Linked DNA regions of Homo sapiens: region 1 is linked to region 2. A link is an interaction called in ENCODE POLR2A ChIA-PET data of the cell type or tissue named here. Cell type or tissue: OCI-LY7. All regions are shown on one strand. Each heading gives the region's core, and the rest is flanking DNA. Links, peaks and the distances in the headings are about the cores only. Region 1 has its middle 13 kb from the start of RTN4. Region 2 has its middle 82 kb from the start of CLHC1.

Evidence for each region. Peaks named below come from ENCODE experiments on the same cell type or tissue, not always from the same donor. Only the 100,000 strongest peaks of a DNase experiment are listed, where the experiment ranks them.
Region 1: POLR2A ChIA-PET joins it to region 2 with 7 read pairs; 26 of 35 experiments call an interaction of 5 or more read pairs at or near these places.

Annotation. Positions count from the first base shown.
Region 1 is chr2:55,058,587-55,068,048 of GRCh38, forward strand. It overlaps a transcript of RTN4 not described here. Among named protein-coding and RNA genes, the nearest start is that of RTN4, 13 kb to the left of the region's middle. In OCI-LY7, for the core only: a CTCF peak has its summit at 5,265; no DNase peak of the experiment used is centred there.
Region 2 is chr2:55,145,786-55,155,247 of GRCh38, forward strand. No RefSeq gene overlaps it. Among named protein-coding and RNA genes, the nearest start is that of CLHC1, 82 kb to the right of the region's middle. RefSeq lists an enhancer at 5,151-5,200. In OCI-LY7, for the core only: no CTCF peak of the experiment used is centred there; a DNase peak (open chromatin) is centred at 5,266.

The sequences.
Region 1 (9,462 bases), core at 2,014-7,013, 87 kb before region 2:
TGTTAAGCCTGATTCATGGTAGTTGGAGGTTTTCATTCTCTCTTGGTGATTACATTGGGTCTGCAGCTGCTGGAAGCAGAAAGAAGAGGGAAAATAAAGTGGTGCTTCCAGGATGCTAAGAAAAATGGAAAAAAAATCAAAGAAATGACAGATAGCTTTAGAAATCATCTCTACAGTCAAGATTTATTTCAGTCACGTGGCAGCTCTGTTAGTTGCTCCTGGTACATTGTACAGTCAAAAATGCAATTCTGGTTTAAGTTTTGGCTTTCTTTTTTGATAATTTTTTTTTTAAATTATAATAATAGAGAGGAGGGTCTCACTGTGTTGCCCAGGTTGGTCTTGAACTCTTGAGCTCAAGTGATCGTCGCCACCTCGGCCTCTCAGAGTGCTGGGATTACAGGCATGAGCCACCATGCCTGGCCTAAGTTTTGGCTTTCAGAAGGTAGTGTGATACCTAGAGAACATGGTGCCAGAAAACTTGGGTTCTAATTCCAGGTTTATCTCTAATAACGGAGATGACCTTGAGCAAGTCAATTCATTTTTTTTTCAACCCAGCCTATGACAAGGTATTGTTTCAGGAATAAGTGAAATTTCATTGTCAAAGCTCTTTGTAAATGTAAAGCACCACAGAAAAATAAGGTATTTGTTGGGACTTTTTACTTTTTGTTTTGCCTGTGCTGATCTCGACATCCCAAGGACAAAATCTATGATTTAGACTTAATTGTTTTTTTTTTTTAATATACTTAATACATATAGTAGAAATTTAATTAATACTTTTTTTATTTTTGAGACAGTCTCACTCTGTTGCCCAGGATGGAGTGCAGTGGTGCGATCACGGCTCACTGTAGCCTCAACACCCCAGGCTCAAGCCATCCTCCCACCTCAGCCTCCGGAGTAGATGGGACTACAAGTACGCACCACCACACCTGGCTAATTTTTGTATATTTACTGGAGATGGGGTTTCAGGCCGGGCACAGTGGCTCATGCTTATAATCCCAGCACTTTGGGAGGCCAAGGTGGGTGTATCGCTTGAGGTCAGGAGTTCGAGACCAGCCTGGCCAACATGGTGAAACCCTGTCTCTACTAAAAATACAAAAATTAGCTGGGTGTCATGGCAGGTGCCTGTAATCCCAGCTACTCAGGAGGCTGAGGCAGGAGAATCGCTTGAACCCAGGAGGTGGAGGTTGCAGTGAACCAAGATTGCACTACTGCATTCCAGCCTGGGCAACGGAGTGAGACTCTGTCTCAAAAAAGAGAGAGAGAGAAAGAGAGAGAGAGATGGGGTTTCACCATGTTGCCCAAGCTGGTCTCTAACTCCTGGGTTCAAGCGATCCTCCTGCCTTGGCCTCCCAAAGTGCTGGGATTACAGGGGTGAGCCACCCTGCCCCCAGCCATAATACGTTTTGATTAATGATGCAAACAAGGGGGAAACTCTCCTGGAATGTCGCTGGCTAATGGATTGAAACTGCAGTCAGCCAGTGGGTGTCTTGCTATCTTCCCACAGCAGTAGTAGGAGAAGGAGATAAGGTGGAGAGTAAGGGGAGAAAAAAATAGATTGGATTTCTAACAATCTCCCAAAAAACACACAGAATTTAGCTTTTTATATTTGGCTATTTTTATTACAAAAAGCTAATTCAATGCCCTGGACTTTAAAAGGAATGGGCATGGGGCAATACAGTTAACAATAGTATCTTGCCATTATTTTACCTTTTTAATGTTTTCTATCTTTTATTTGTTTCTTTGCAGTTCCATAGTTTTTCATACCTCTTTAGTGCTAATTATAGCATATAGTTGTCATATTTCAGTTATACCTATTTTTAAGTGCAGTGATCTCTTGACAGATGTCTGCTGGATTCCCAATGTCAGTGGAACTCATGGTTAATTTCTACATTCCTTTATCATCCTCACATATTCATTCGTTTAACAAATATGCAAGGAGTGCTACTATATGCTGGACAGTGTATTAAGCACTGGTTATGGAAGCAAAATAGGCACAATCCTTGCCCTCATGCAACTCACAGTCTGGTGGCAGAGTATGCTAAAGACTTCTTGGGCTGGCCACGGTGGATCACAGCTATAATCCCAGCACGTTGGGAGGCCAAGGCAGGTGGATCGCTTGATTCCAGGATTTTGAGACCAGCCTGGGTAACATGGCAAAATACCATCTCTACAAAAAATACAAAAATTAGCTAGCATGGTGGCACGCACCTGTAGTCCCAGCTATTCAGGAGGCTGAGGTGGGAGGATTACTTGAGCCTACGAGGTCGAGGCTGTGGTCAGCCAAGATCATACCACTGTACTCCAGCTTGTGTGAGAGAGCACAATCCTGTCTCAAAATAAAGAAGACTTCTTGTTGGCCCCTAGTATCCATTATCCTATTCTTTAGAAGTGGACCTCCAATACTAAAGAATGTTAAGTAAATAACAGTCATCATGACATTCTTCGTCTAAATTTTAGTATGCATATTTTAAAAATAAGAATTTTTTTTTTTTTTTTTGAGATAGAGTCTCACTCTGTCACCCAGGCTGGAGTGCAGTGGCACCATCTCGGTTCACTGCAACCTCCGCCTCCTGGGTTCCAGCAATTTTCCTGCCTCAGCCTCCCAAGTAGCTGGGGTTACAGGCGCACGCCACCACACCCAGCTGATTTGTATTTTTAGTAGGGACGGGGTTTCACCATGTTGGCCAGGCTGGTCTCAAACTCCTGACCTCAGGTGATCCACCCACCATGGCCTCCCAAAGTGCTGGGATTACAGACGTGAGCCACCAAGTTTTCCTACATAGCCAAAATAACAATCACAGCTGACAGTAGTAATAATTCCTTAATAGCATATTATATTTGAATACCCATGCATATTGAAATTTCTCCAGTTGTCCACGCAATGTCCTTTACAGCTGGTTTATCCAAACCAGGATCCAACTGAGGACCACACATCACATCTGGTTGTTATGTCCCCTCAGTCTCTTTGAAATATATCAGTCCCTTTATTCATGATACTGCAATGTTAAAGAGACAGAAACAGGAACAATTCTTCTACAGAAGAATGTCCCAACTTCTCAACTTGTTTGATTGCTTCGTCAAGGTACCAGTTAGCTTGTTTCTCTTCCCCTTGTGATTTCTGTAAAGCTGAAATTATGTTATGACAAATTGATACAGAAGAGGGGCAGGGAAGTGCTGGGAGGAGAAAGGTGGGTCCCTGGCGAGGGCTCCACCCCCGGTCCTGTGCCCATAGACCTAGGTGACGACAGGCACTCCTGCCTTGGCGCCCAAATGTTGCATTTCCCAAGACCCCCTTGGCCTGCCACGCCCCCATCCTGTGCCTATAAAAACCCGAGACCCTAGCAAGGCAAACACACAAAAACGGCTGGACGTTGAGAGAAGCACATTGGCGGAGGAACACACAAGCGGTTGGATTTCGAGAGGACATCAAGAGCACGTCAAGAGCACGTCAAGAGCACACGGACAGGCACTGGCACGCCGGCAGGTCATTGACCGGCAGAACAGAGTTTGGCCAGGGCTGTCAGAGAAGAGTCGGGCCGCCAAGCAGCCCGACTTCCAGCGGAAAACCATCTGCCTTCTGGCTCCTCCATCTGCTGAGAGCTACTTCCACTCAATAAAACCTTGCACTCATTCTCCAAACCCACATGAGATCCAATTCTTCCGGTACACCAAGGCAGGAACCCCGAGATACAGAAAGCCCTCTGTCCTTGCAATAAGGCAGGGGTCTAATTGAGCTGACTAACACAAGCCGCCTACAGATGGCTAAACTAAAAGAACACCCGTAACACGCCCACTGGGGCTTCAGTTGTAAACATTCACCCCTAGACACTGCCGTGGGGTCAGAGCCCCACAGCCTGCGCGTCTGTGTGCTCCCCTAGAGGTTTGAGCAGCGGGGCACTGAAGAGGGGAGCCACACTCCTATCGCATGCCCTGAGAGGGGGACAAGGGAATCTTTCCCATTTCAAAATTAAGGCCCAATTAGACTCAAATTTGAACATTTTTGGCAAGATTGTGTCGCAAGTAGTACTGTGTACTTCAAATCACATCACATCAGGAGACACAGAATATCTGACCCCTGGATTGAGGTGATGACAGCCTGACTTTTTCACTGTAAAGCTTTGTTCTTTCATGGACAGAAGTAATCTGTGCAGAGGTTTTGTTTTGCTTTGTTTGGCACCTTATGAATGTCCTTTATCATTAGCCATCTACCTGGTCATTTTAACATCAATTGAAAATCCTTGCCTGATTCAATAATTTCACTAAGGAACCCTCAATTTTTAACAGTGTGTATAAAATCTCAATTACTTTGAATAAAAACTGTATTTGCCTTCCTGACTCCAGCTGTATGGAATACAAGCATGATGGCTGGAACTGGGGCAACCATTTTGGACTGTGAGGTGGAAGCCATATGCTTAATTTGGTGGAATAGCTAGAGGGAAGAAGCCTAGGTCTCTTATGACCATGGAGCTACCATACTAACCTTGATCTACCTGCCTCTAAACTTCGTTTATATGAGAGAAAAATGAACTATCATTTTTAGCCACTGTATATTTTTCAGCAGTTGAACCAATTCCTGACACAGCAAAGAAGATAATAAAACAAGCATATAATTATAATTTTGGTAAATTATATTTTAAAAAAATAGAAGATGGGAATAGAAGATAGTGGGCTTCTTAGGTGAGGCGGGAAAGCCTTCGCAAGGAGGTTACATTTAAGTGGAGAGTAGAATGCTGAGAAGCAGTAAATTGTGTGAGGTGGTAGGGAGTTTCCTAAACAGAGGAGACTGCGTGTGGGAAGTGGTAAAGTAGAAAGGGCTTGCTTGGCATGTTCACAGAATTAAAAGGAGGCCATGTAGCTGGAACTTAATGACACCAGATGGTGGGGGAGAGGCTAGCAGATGCAACGTCATTTAGGACTAGCAGGCCATAGTAATGAGTTGACTTTTTTTTTCAAGCATAATGGTAAGGGTTGTAAGCAGGAGAATAACACTGAATTATGTTTTAGTTATTCTGGGCCCGACGCAGTGGCTCACACCTGTAATGCCTGCACTCTGGGAGGCCAAGGTGGGTGGATCACCTGAGGTCAGCAGTTCCCGACCAGCCTGGACAACATGGTAAAACCCCGTCTCCACTGAAAATACAAAAATCAGCCGGGCGTGGTGGTGGGCGCCTGTAGTCCCACCTACTTGGGAAGTTGAGGCAGGAGAATTGCTTGAACCTGGGAGGCAGAGGTTACAGTGAGCGGAGACTGGGCACTGTACTCCAGCCTGGGCAACAGGGGGAGACAGTCTCAAAAAAAAAAAAGTTACTCTGACTGTTCTGTGGTGAACAGAGGGCAACAAAACTGAAAGCAGGCCAAGCGCAGTGGCTCACACCTGTCCTCTCAGCACTTTGGGCGACCAAGGTGGGAAGATTACTTGAGGCCAGGATTTCAAGACAAACCTGGGCAACAAAGTGAGACCCTCTCTCCTCAAAAAAATTTAAAAATTAGCCAGGTGTAGTGGTGTGTACCTGTAGTCCCAGTGCCTCAGGAGGCTGAGGCAGGAGGATTCCTTGAACTCAGGAGTGGCACCATGATGGCTGTACTCCAGACTGGGCAATAGAGCAAGACCATGTCTTAAAAAAAAAAAAAGAAAGAAAAGAAAAGAAAAAAGAAAACACATAACAGAAATTTATTTTCAAAAGAAACATCTAGAGTCATCCCAGACCAACTACAGCACTTTGGCAACAATTATTCATATTTAAAATGATAACACAAACATTCTTTTTTTTTTTTTTTTTGAGACAGAGTTTCACTCTGTTGCCCAGGCTGGAGTGCAGTGGCACTTGATCTCGGCTCACTGCAACCTCCGCCTCCCGGGTTCAAGCAGTTCTCCTGCCTCAGCCTCCCAAGTAGCTGGGATTACAGGTGCCTGCCACGACACCCAGCTAATTTTTGTATTTTTAGCAGAGATGGGGTTTCACCATGTTGGTGAGGTTGGTCTCAAACTCCTGACCTCAGGTGATCCATCAGCCTTGGCCTCCCAAAGTGCTGGGATTACAGGTGTGAGCCAATGCGCCAGGCCTACACAAACATTCTTAAATCATTAAAGAATATGTTGGATTTCTATACAAAAATACCGAGACTGTGAAAGTACAATAACTTACTTAAAAATGTTCATGAGTGAGAAATAGAGTTTTCTGGTTAATCTTTAGTTAACAATGAGTCAAATTAATTATAATGTAAAATTCCAGTTAATTGAGACTTTGTTAAATTATGTGATTAACTAAACATATGAATTTTTCCCTAACATAACTTTCCTTTTTAAGGAATCACTTATATGAAAGTGATAGGGTATCAAATTAGATTAATAATATAAATTAATAGCTTTAATTTTCCATTTCGAATGCATGTGTTATATTATATGTGTTTGTAAACATTGTACCCCAAATAAGCCAGTAAGCATATGCTGGAAAGAATGCAAGCAAAATTACAGAGATAAGTTGAGTATGTTACTGGTTGATATCTGTAGCCTGAAAAAGCCATCGGTTCTACTCTCATAGGATGTCTTCTTTATTCAGCATTCTACGGGAGTTTTTTCATATCAGAATCCACTGGCATGCCAATATCCAGCTTACATAAATAGCATTTTACTAGAGCATTTGCTTTTATTTATACCACATTTTCTTTACATTTCTATAACTAAAAGCTTTCTTAAAATTGCACTCATAATCTCTGTGTTTTATCCCATCTGCCTTCTACTGCTATTTGCTAGTGTGATGAATGTGTTATACTACCTCTATGAAGGGCTGCCTTTGTAGGCATATTAACACATTTAAACCAAAATGAGATCAAGTAAGAACATACCTAAGAAAATTAATGGATATCCACCAAAAGACATGTAAAAGTGCTCATGGCAGCTTTATTATAATATCTAAAACTTATAAAATAAAAAAAAAATTTTTCATCAAGAGTAGAATGGATTAATTCATGTAAGGGAATACTATAAAAATGGTTTGCAATAAAAAGAGCAAACCACTACACACGCTAATATAACTCAACCCTAGAGAACCCACGTTGAACAAAAGAAACAAGGTACACACATACACACACACGCAAAGGATGCAGTATGATTCCATTTATATGAAGTTTAAAAACATGCAAAACTGCTTCTGGATGGCTAGATAATAAAAAAAAAACATGCAAAACTAATCTATGGTGATAAAAATTAGAACAATGGTTACTGGGTTAGGGAAGTATTATTGACTGAGACAGGGCTTGATAGGGCCTTGTGGGATGCTGGAACTACTCTATACTTGATTTGGATGGTGGTTACACAGTTATACACACTCATGTAGAAGGTAGTGTGCATAAACATGTATATACGCATATGGAAAATAAACTTTAAGATTAGTTCATTTTACAATGTGGATGTCATGCTTCAATAATTTCTTTTAAATTCAATAGTAAATTATGGTACATTCTCCAATAGACTAATAGAAATTTTTAAAAAGAATAGAACTACATGAATTGGAAGGAATGATATCCCAAAATATCAAGTGAAAAAAGCAATTGGCAAAGTAGTTTGTTAGTATGAACCCATTTGTGTGTGTGTGTGTGTGTGTGTTTGTGTGTGTGTGTGTGTGTGTGTGTGTGTATGTTTTAATAGCTACATGTTTGATTGTATATGCATGGGCAGTTCCTGGAAGGACACACAGGAAATTGTTTTGATAGTAGGTTACCTTAGACAACTGGGATGTGGGACTGAGGGCTGGGGTTTGTACATAAACTCTTATTTTTCAGTTTATTCTTTTTAATGCTCTCTTTATATAAATTTAGCCTAATTTGGCTGGGCGTGGTGGCTCACACCTGTAATCCCAGCACTTTGGGAGGCCTAGGCAGGCGAATCACTTGAGGTCAGGAGTTTGAGACCAGCCTGGCCAACATGGTGAAACCCTGTCTCTACTAAAAATACAAAAATTATCCGGGCATGGTGCAGGCACCTGTAATCCCAGCTACTCAGGAGGCTGAAGCAGGAGAGTCGCTTGAACCCGGGAAGCGGAGGTTGCAGTGAGCCAAGATCGTGCCACTGCACTCCAGCCTGGGTAACAGCAAGACTCCATCTCAAAAATAAATAAATAAATAAATAAATAAATAAATAAATAAAGCCTACTTTACAAGGCCTTATTAATCTTTTCTGCGTTTGTAAAATTGTATTATGTTGAGCCATATGAAATTGTCATTTTTATAAGTCAAAAATGTGAGAATATTGGCCATTTCATATAGTTCAATGTCATACAATGAACAGAAGTAGGTATATGAAAACACTCATTTAGACATTACTCATTCAGAATTTGAAATAATTTGCATGTTCAACATAAAGAACATAACCCAAACCCAATAAGATTATCTATGTATATTTGAGTTTAATGTTTGTTACCCAAAAGTACAGTAATTTAATAAACCCTTTAAAATTGTTTATAATGTACACTGTTCATATACTAAATTATTTCTAATAGTTTCTGAACCTATAAATTAGTATTACAAAAATATAATGAAATTGGAAATTGGAAAATCTAGGGTTAATGTCCAGCTCTGTCACTGGCTCTCTGACGTAAAATAAGCTGCTTGATGATTGCTCTGAATCTCAATTTTCTTCAGTATAAGATAAAGAATATGATACCTGACCTGCAGGATTGCTCAAAGGATTAAATTGTTGATGCATGTAAAAACACTTTGGAAAGTACAAAGCACCATCGAAATGGAGTCATTAATGTTTTTAAACAATGAAAGGGAATAGCACATGTTTGCTTTGAAGGGATCAACTTTGCAGTAACCATATTGCAATTTTTTTTTTTTTTTTTTAAGATAGAGTCTTGTTCTGTTACCCAGACTGGAGTGCAGTTGCACGATCTCAGCTCACTACCACCTCCACCTCCCGGGTTCAAGTGATTCTTGTGCCTCAGCCTCCCAAGTAGCTGGGATTACAGGCATATGCCACCACACCGAGCTAATTTTTTTGTATTTTTTGTAGAGATAGGATTTCACCATGTTGGCCAGGCTGATCTTGAACTCCTGACCTCAAGTGATTAGCCTGTCTTGGCCTCCCAAAGTGCTGGGATTACAGGCGTGAGCCCCACACCTGGCCCCATATTGTAATTTATATTCTTCTAGATCAATAATTCTCAGACTTTTCATCTCAAGATCCCTTTACACTCTTCCGTGCTGTGGATTTTAGCTATTAATATTTACTGTGCTATAAGTTAAAATAGATTTTAAATATTTATTTTAAAATAACATTAATAAACCCACTGCATGTTAACATAAATCACATTTTTATGAGAAATAGCTATTGCTGAAACAATAAATAATTAGTAAGAAAAGAAGTATTATTTTACATTTTTGCAAATTTCCTTAAAGTCTAGCTTAATATAAGACAGTTGGATTCTCATATCTACTTCTGCATTCAATCTGTTGAAATCT
Region 2 (9,462 bases), core at 2,314-7,313:
GAGGCTGAGGCAGGAGAATCACTTGAACCCGGGAGGTGGAGTTTGCAGTGAGCTGAAATTGCATCACTGCACTCCAGCCTGGGTGACAGAACAAGACTCTGCCTCAAAAGAAAAAACAAAAAACAAAAAAAGAACATCAGAGTTCACTCATAAGCACCTACTGTAATCCAGGCTCTGTTTTGAAAATAGTGCATTTAGTCCTCACATCAACTTCATGAGGCAGGAATCATCATCCTCATTTTACAAGTCAGAAAATGGAGACTCCAAGATGTAAAGTGCCAAAGTTTAAATTCATATTTGAACTTGGATCTGTCTGCCTGTGTGCTTCATCACTGCATCCAACTTCCTGCACCATCTCTGCTTAAACATTTGTACACATTTGTATGGAATTAATGGGAAGAATTCTATCACTTTAAATAAAGCAATGATCAGTAGAAACTAAATCAAGTGAATATATCCTGCATATCAGACAGTATCAGGCTGCCCTTGTAGCCCGATGTCACTGTATTGATTTCCTGAAGGCTTGAAATGCTGGACGTTCACAGTCACTGTTGGGTTTGAATTTTTGAATTCTTGTAGTTGTGTGCTGCAGTAAGGGTGTGGTGTGGGGGTGGGGGAAAGTTTGCTGAATTACAAGACCATCAAAGACCTAGTTACTCCCTGCCTGTCTATTATTACCCCAACAACCACATTACAAACATTCATGCTTCTCATTCAGAAGAGGGAACCAGGATTGTGAGGCAGTTTTGGAAACCATATCAACAAAACACAGTTACAAAACCAGGGTATGTTTAATTCAAACAAGAGAAGACCTGTTAGAAGCATGCTAGCTGGGTATTATGCCAGCAGAAAGCCCTGTCATATCAAGAAGGGAGCAGCCTTCAGTGTGTTCTCTCAGAGGTAAGAATGAAGACCCACACAGATGTTCCAATTTACAATGGTTCGACTTACCATTTTTGACTATGATGCAAAAGCGATATGCATTTGGTTCAAACTGTATGTCAAGTACCCATACACCCATTCTGTTTTTCACTTTCAGTACAGTGGTCAATAAACTACATGAGATATTCAACACTTTATTATTATAAATAGGCTTTGTGTTAGATGATTTTGCCCAAATGTTGGCTCATGTAAGTGTTCTGAGCATGTTTAAAGTAGGCTAGGCTAGGCTGTGATGTTAGGTAGGTTGGTTGTATTAAGTGCATTTTTTACTTACGATATTTTCAACTTGCAATGGGTTGAACACATATCCCCATTGTAAGTCAAGGAGCATCGGCAATTGGAAGTAAAACAGGCCAATTTTGGCTCAAAAGTTGAAAGGATATTCCAACAATTGGAAATATCAAAAAATAAAATGAGCTTCTGAGGGGAAGAGCCCATGGAACTCTAGAGGTATCCAAGCAAGACATTTGTCACGATGCCGTGGTATGGATTTCTGAAATGCTTGAAATCCTAGACTAGTTCACTGCTAATCCAAAAGCCCTAGTCCCTCCAATCCAAAGAGCCCACAGTTCTATAAACAAAGAGACTTGCCTAAGGATCACACCGGGAAAGTCAGTGCCCTGAATCAAATTTGTCCTTCCTAAGTCTTTCCATGTCCTAATCACCTCTCAAATAAATATCACAACCGAAAGCCAGTGCCCATTTCCAACCAAACCCCAGCCACCTTGGGTTATAATCCAGGACTAACTGAGTAATTTTTGAAATAAACATAAGAAATATCTTTCAGGCTGAGTGCAGTGGCTCATGCCTGTAATCCCAATACTTTGGGAGGCCAACACAGGCAGATCACTTGAGCTCAGGAGTTTGAGACCAGCCTGGGCAACATGGCGAAAACCTGTCTCATAAAATACAAAAATTAGTTCAGGTGTGGTGGCACAAACCTGTAGTTCCAGCTACTCTGGAGGCTAAGGCAAGAGGATCGCTTGAGCCCAGGAGGCAGAGATTAGAATCCAAGATCATGCCACTGCACTCCAGCCCAGGTGACGGAGCAAGACCCTGTCTCCAAAACAAAACAAAACAAAACAAAAACAAACAAAAAAAACCTTTCAGTTTGTCAGGTGAAACAGTAAGGTCTCTGGCTTTGGAATAGGCAGCAAGAAGTGAGTGATCAAAATAATAACATTAACTAACATTTCCATTATGCTTTGCCATTTACAAAGAGATCCATGATTCAGTTGATCTCCACAACGGCCCTGGAAAGGAAACAAGACATGTTAGATGTTAGCCATTATCATCCATTTGTAGAGTAAAAGGTGGCCTGGTTCCCCACAATTGCAAAGCTAATACATTGTGACATTGTGACTCAAACCCAAACTTCTACCTTCAAATGGCTGAAGACCTAATGAGTGACACCTTGAAGACAGTAGGGGTCACGTTGGTGGACACCATTTTGATCACTGCACTGCAGAGACCAGCTAAGAGTTCAGAATTTTTACTTCAAATTTGTTTGCAGTCTTTGTAATGCAGGCGGTCATTTGAACACATGAACCTTGGCAAAAGTGAATGTATTGCTGAGAACATCATGCAGTTAGAGTATGCACGTTTTATGAGACTAGTGCTTAAAATATTAGAATGTGTTTCACATCTTGAGGATGCATTCAGATTGAGAGGCTAGATACTCCAAGAGATAATTATCAAGATTCATGCCATTTAAATAGAGGTTGTCTTTACTGTTTATTGCTCACATCGGTGGTATTGAATTTCATATCCTGTTTTCCCATAAGGTCTGGACTGAATCATCTCCTCTTCTGTCACAACACTTGCCTTTGGAGGCTCCCAGAAGGGAAACAAGAAACAATGAGCAAATGATAGGTAGCCTATGTGCTGATTAGAGGCTGTTTGCATACTGTCACCTGCAGAAAGCCTTCAGTGTTCCTGGGGTTCTATTAGGGTGATTAATGGGCCTGTGAATAATTGGAGATAGCCATCTTTGCTTCTAAAACTGAAAAACATCCCTCATCAGAAACACGTCTGCCAGCATTTAAGGCAGTCAAAGCTTTGGGGTAAAGAATTGTTCAAATGGCTATAGGGTAGGTAAGGGGAGATAATTCCAGGCAGGGGAGCCATTTGAGTAAAGGCAGGAAGGCATGAAAACGGAAGGCCTTTTCTACTTAACCAGAGCACAGAACATGTACAGGAGAGCATCACAAGGCTGAATGGAAAACCAGTTCTTGTGGTCATTGATGACTAAAATAATAAATGTCTTTAGAAAAAGCGACACTAAGAAATGCATGTTTTGTGTTAAAAATTCTGCTCTAGAGCTTTATAAATAATTTTAAAGCTTCTGGTGCTCAGTGTTCTCCTTTGAGGAATACGGGTTTATGTGGTTCATCTCCCTTAGTCCCCACTGCAGCTAGGGGAAAAGTGGGATGCTCTCATCCCATCTCACCACTGAACATGGAGCCACTGCTTGGGCTAAATCCGTCTTTTACAAATTTTTTCCCCTACTTATCTTCTCACACAGTATGGACTCTCCAAATGGGTCAATTAAAGATGATAAATGCACAGCTCTTACTTCCCTACTCCAAACTGTTATTGGCTGCTGAATGACTGTACCAGTGGTTCCCAAAGAGTGGTCCTTGGGCCGTCATCACCTGGGGACTTGTTAGAAATGCAAATTCTTGGTGGGGCATGGTGGCTCCCGCCTGTAATCCCAGAACTTTGAGAGGTCGAGGTGGGCACATTTCTTGAGCCCAGGATTTGGGAAACCAGCCTGGCCAACATGGCAAAACCCTGTCTCTACAAAAACACACACACACACACACACACACACAAAACAAAAACAAACAAAAAACCCACAAAAATTAGCCAGGTGTGGTGGCACACATCTGTAGTCCCAGGTACTTGGGAGGCTGAGGTGAGAGGGATCACTTGAGCCTGGGAAGCAGAGGTTACAGTGAGCTGAGATCATGCCACTGCACTCCAGCCTGGGCGACAGAGCAAGACCCTGTCTCAAAAAAGAAAGAAATACAAATTCTTGGGCCCCACCCTGGAGCCACTGAATCAGAAGCTCTGTGGGTAGGCCCAGCAAGCTGTGTGTTAACAAGCCCTCATGTACAGGTGATTCCAGTGCACATTTAAGTTTGACAAACACTGGACTATAGCATTAAGTACCCTCTGGAGCTTGCCATCTGAGAGATCTTGTGTTCAGTCCTTATCGCGTCATCAGCAATATTGAGAGCATGGATGTCACAAAGAGGAACAAACACCATCCATCCCTTTAAAGGATTTCCAAGGAGGCCACAACATTACTCTTCCCATTCAGATCACTGAGGTTGGCCAATGCCATACTCTGCTCATACAACATTTCTCTCCTTTCCCATCGCCCCACCTCTGTTCACTCCCGTTATGTGTGTGTCAATTATCCTAACTGCCCCATCACACTGTGATTCCGAAAGCAAGAACCATAGTTTTTTTCTTCTTTATGTAATCTTTGTTTTCTGTGCCCATCAAACCCAGGGAAACAATTAATGGCAATACGACCGGGTCTTTGATTCCTGATTCTCCACCCAGTCACCACTGGGTTATTAGAAGTTCAAGCTCCACACTGGGTCCCCACTATTCCCAAACATGCCCCATGACTACACTGCTCAAGAGAATTATGAAGCCAGGTGCAGTGGCTCATGCCTGTAATCCCAGCACTTTGGGAGATCAAGGTGGGAAGATCACTTGAGTCCAGGAGTTTGAGACCAGCCTGGTAACATGGTGAAACCCCATCTCTACAAAAAATTAGCCAGGCATTATGGCACATGCCTGTAGTCCCAGCTGCTCAGGAGGTTGATGTGGGAGGACCGCTTGAGCCCAGGAGGTTGAGGCTGCAGTGAGCTGTGACTAATAAAAGAAAAGAAAAAAAAAAGGCGGGGCACAGTGGCCCATGCCTGTAACCCCAGCACTTTGGGAGGCTGAGGCGGGTGGATCACCTGAGGTCAGGAGTTTGAGACCAGCCTGGCCAACATGGAGAAACCCCATCTCTACTAAAAATACCAAAAATTAGCCAGATGTGGTGGCAGGCACCTGTAATCCCAGCTACTTAGGAGGCTGAGGCAGGAGAATCACTTGAGGTGGGGGTTGCAGTGAGCCGAGACTGTGCCACTGCACTCCAGCCTGGGCAACAGAGCAAGACTCCATCTCAAAAAAAAAAAAAAAAAAAGAAAGAGAGAGAGAGAGAGAGAGAGAATTATGGTCCCTCACTACTTCCCCTAGTGAAAAGAGGAGACCAACAGAGCCCACTGCTGCTGGCAGCAGAGACCAAGGCCTTGTCTCCCACTGGCCTGTCGCTCACCACGTCTCACAGCTCAGCTTTCACTTCTGTCTTTCATTGCAGAAGGGGAAGCATCTCTTTTCACCAGTGATGACAATTCCTGAGTCCTATAAGACTCCTCCCATCTGCCAAAGAAGTCTGATATTTTCAACACCTGTGAAAAGATGGGAAAAAAAGAAATCTGGTATTTATAGCTCTGTCTGCAGATGACTGAGGCATTCTCAGAACTAGACAAGACAGTATTGAACAATACCTTCCAATGTCTTACTCCCACCAACCGTGAGCTGGTTGTTCAAGGTCAGGATAAACAGAGATGTAAATTTCTTCCACCCCACAGTAAGTTCCTTCTCCATGTAGGGTATCAGGATCATCCACTCTCTCCCCTCTTGGTGTATAATTATGAATATACATGAAATTTTTACAATCCTAGGACTCAACTTAAGTTTCAAAGTAAATCTTAGGAGACTCTCAGAAAAAGATAAGCGCTGATGGCCTTTCCTGATGGCCTAGAGCTCCTGGAGAGGTGGATCCTCATTACATTCCTTCTCTGTGGTGCCTATCATGGCACTTTCACCATGTGAAAAAAGGGAAATGTTCGACAAGCAAATAAATGCATTATCAAAATTTCGTCTCATCTTAGAAAATGCAAAGCAAAGCCCAGAAGAGAAGGCCCATACGGGTAGTTAGTTTTTAGGAAAAAGTGAGTAGAAGGAAAGTTGGGCAGGTCCCTGCCTGGGCAGTGCATATTCAGATGTGCAACAGGCATGTAGGGGGAAGGGAGGCTGGAGGCCTGAGGCCTGGGCAGGTGGAGAAGGGCATGTGAAGAAAATGGACATATTGGGGCTGAAAGAGGGAAACAATAATGTGGAAAAATGAGACAGGAAAAGAAAAAGAAGTCAACATGGGAAGATGCCAAATATCTATTTTGCCAAGCCTGCAGCTAGCTCAACAGAGAGGACCAGAGTAGAGAAGTTTCAGTATAAACAAGTAAGAAAATGACCTGGGATTTCTGTACAAATGACTCTGTCCTCCAAAGACAGGCAGGGGTAAGAGTCTGTGTCACCCAAATATCTAAGAATCCACTGTGGAGGTCCTAGTCTTAGTTCTGGTCTACATTGTCTATCCTCTCTGGATCCCACAAGACTTAAGAGTATTTATCATACTTTGCCTATGAGAGTGCAGCTGCCTCCTGCTCTGGAGTATACACTTGTTCTTGGCAAGAGCAACATCTCACAATGAGTTTCCAGCCATCACAACACCTAGAAGGGTATGAGCACAGTGTAGACACTTGCTGATGGGACTGCAATCAGAGGTGAAAACCAGAAAAGTGGTGCAGACTTTTCAATCAGCCTTGCAGGAGACAGCACTAATTTTGCCACCCTAAAAACCTTTCTTCAAGCTCAAACACCTAGTCCAAAGGATATATCTGTCTGTTAAATATGCTCGCAGGGCTGCTCAGATGAGACAGTCAATGAAGTGCCCTTTCAAACTTAATCTAACAACTATTCTGAGTGCTCAGGATATGTTAGGCGCTTTGACGGCACTGGGGCTACAGTGAGAAGACACAGTCCCGATTTCTTGAAGCTCACAGTCTGTTGTGAAAGATCGCATTAAACAGGAAATTACATGCATGATGAGGGTTGCCAAAGCATCCTTGGAAGTGCTCAGAAATTCAGAGATTTCACTTCAGAGTGGTCGATTCTTTGCTGTGGTATCATGTTGGCATCTCCTGCTTACCTCAGGGGTAATACATAAGGCAAAACAGGTCATATTTCCCCCTTGAGACTGCAGGGAAAAAGCTTAGGTTGCTCTACCAACCACCAGCTGCTTGGTAAAGCAGAAATAAGAGCAGTAGCAAACCAAGAAGTAAAGGGCCCTCGCCTTCTGATATGTATGAGGCGTCTATAACCCGGGAGGTCCTCATACAGGCCAAAAGGTGTTTTCCCAAGTGGCAACTCTGCTTCATGTCAACTCCAGTAACACCTGGAAAACTGTGAGCGCCATCTTCCTCCACCCACCACCATAAACAGCAAAGAAATCTGGAGTAAACAAAGAGGACCTCTGAGCAGCGGGACTCCTGTGCTTAACTTCTCAAAAAAGGAGGGCCATGTCAAAGTTCTTACTCCTACTGTGTGAGAAATAAGGCTATGGATGAGAAGCAACAGAACATGAGGCAACAGGGAGAAATGAAAGTAGAGAGTGTGAAAGGCCCCAGGGGAATAAAAATATAGCTATTTGGGGACAGTTAGTGAAGGGGACAAAAGGCCAACTCCGTGTATCTCTACTGCCTTGCGAGTATCACCAAGCTGCAGCGTTATTGTACAGTCTCCTGTACTGACAGTCCCAAGTCATGAAAATAAAAATATTACATGAAATATATCACATTTAAAGAAGCCAAGGCTGTATCACAAAAGTTTAAAATCTTCAAATTTTGTACTTCAAGAGGTACAGGCTTTAGATTCTAGAAAAATATACTATTTGCAATATATCATTCCCTGAGAAGCCTAGAAAGTTAGAAAAGGAGAATGTTACCATATATAAGAACTGGCTCTTAATGCCTGCCTTATTGTGCATCTTTCCTGAGTTACTATTAAGGTAGCGATTGCCACAAATAGGGAAAATGTCTTACGCATGAAATATTGATGGTGATTACGTAATACAGAAATTTCACAAGTATTCTGAATGTTGTATACAAAAACTCCTCTGAAGAGCTAATGTTAGGGCCTGGGGAATTCTGGTCCTGGCAACACATCAATTAAAAACCAGCAGCTACTCCCCAGGTATCAAAGGCTGCGATCCCCTTGAGGGGTTGCTGACAGCCCAGCAGCTGAAAGAGCTACCCAAACCGGTACTGATCACTAGACAATGACATTTAAAGGGCATTGAATACTAGGATAACTCTGTCAGGGCGCCATTTGTTAGATCCAAATGCTTGCATTTTCAAATGGCAAACCCTTTTCAGGAGCAGATGTATGGCAATGCAGGCCTAGCTGTGCTGAGAGCCATGGAAACTGTTTTGCAAGCTGCTATCATTAAGCAAGTAATAACACTCCGAAACCGGGCTTCAGTGCATAATTAAGACAGGTTTTAACTCATCAGCCACCACACCCATCGTCTGAAAGTATCTTTAAAAGGGAAGTATGCATGTAATAAAATGAACTAGGGCAAAGTTAACAGCTTCCAGATAAGTGTTATTGCCAGAAATCTGGGCCTTCTGGAAGCCCCAGGACAGAAACCCAATCCTCAGCGACCCCTGCCTCTATTCTTCTGAACAAGTGGGTCACATGCATAACAGGAGACTTGCTGTATCCTCAAAGTGCAAGAGGGGAGAGGGACCTGGGTATGCAGTGAGTCTCCCCCAGACAAAGTCTTTCCTTTTCTGAGCTTTGTTGTCCTCTGCGGTGCTGGGAACCAGAAACATTGCAGGCTTCTACATGAAAAAGGGTGAGTTCAATTTCAGATGGTATTTCAGCCAAAGGCAGAGGTTAGGAAAAAAAGGGCACTGTGCTGTACCCACCACAACCAGCCTAAGTACACCTTGAGGTTAGTGTTGGTACCAGTGCTCTACACCAAGGGCTCTGCAGCCACCTTTTCTGCTAGGAGCCACCTTCTCTGGGCAGATTCCACTCCTTTGCCCTCAGATATCTGAGACAGGTGGCCAGGAGCCAATGGAGTTTTGTGGAAGGGAATGGCTTTGGAGCCAGGTGAGCCTGGCTTACAATCTGGCCCTACCACTTATTAGCCAGAGTTTGCCAACGGTCCCAGCTCATCTCCCACAGCACATGCTCTGACACCATCCTATGTCAATCCCTCCTCTTAGTTATGTCTGGTTCACATGGGACTGAGCAGGAGCACAAAGAGACTAAATCCCACAGCACACCTTCCTCCATATGGCCTTCTGAACTCAACCAACAGTGACCCTCCCCCACCCCGCCCCACGGGGAACTGTGTCCACTCCAAACATCTGTCTATCCCTCAAATCCTGGCTTTTGCATCACCATCGCCAGTTCTGGGGAAAGGTGTGTTACCTTTCTTCTCAGCAGGCTAATTCAGATGAGAGTCACTGAGCCTGGGTCAAGAACAGGCAGAGTGCTCCTGCTTGTTGTGTAAAAGGGACCGGCTTCATCAGAGGTGAGCCAGTTTCCACCACCTTGCAGGACTCCACATCAGGTCTTGTTCTCCACTTTGCAGATTATTCT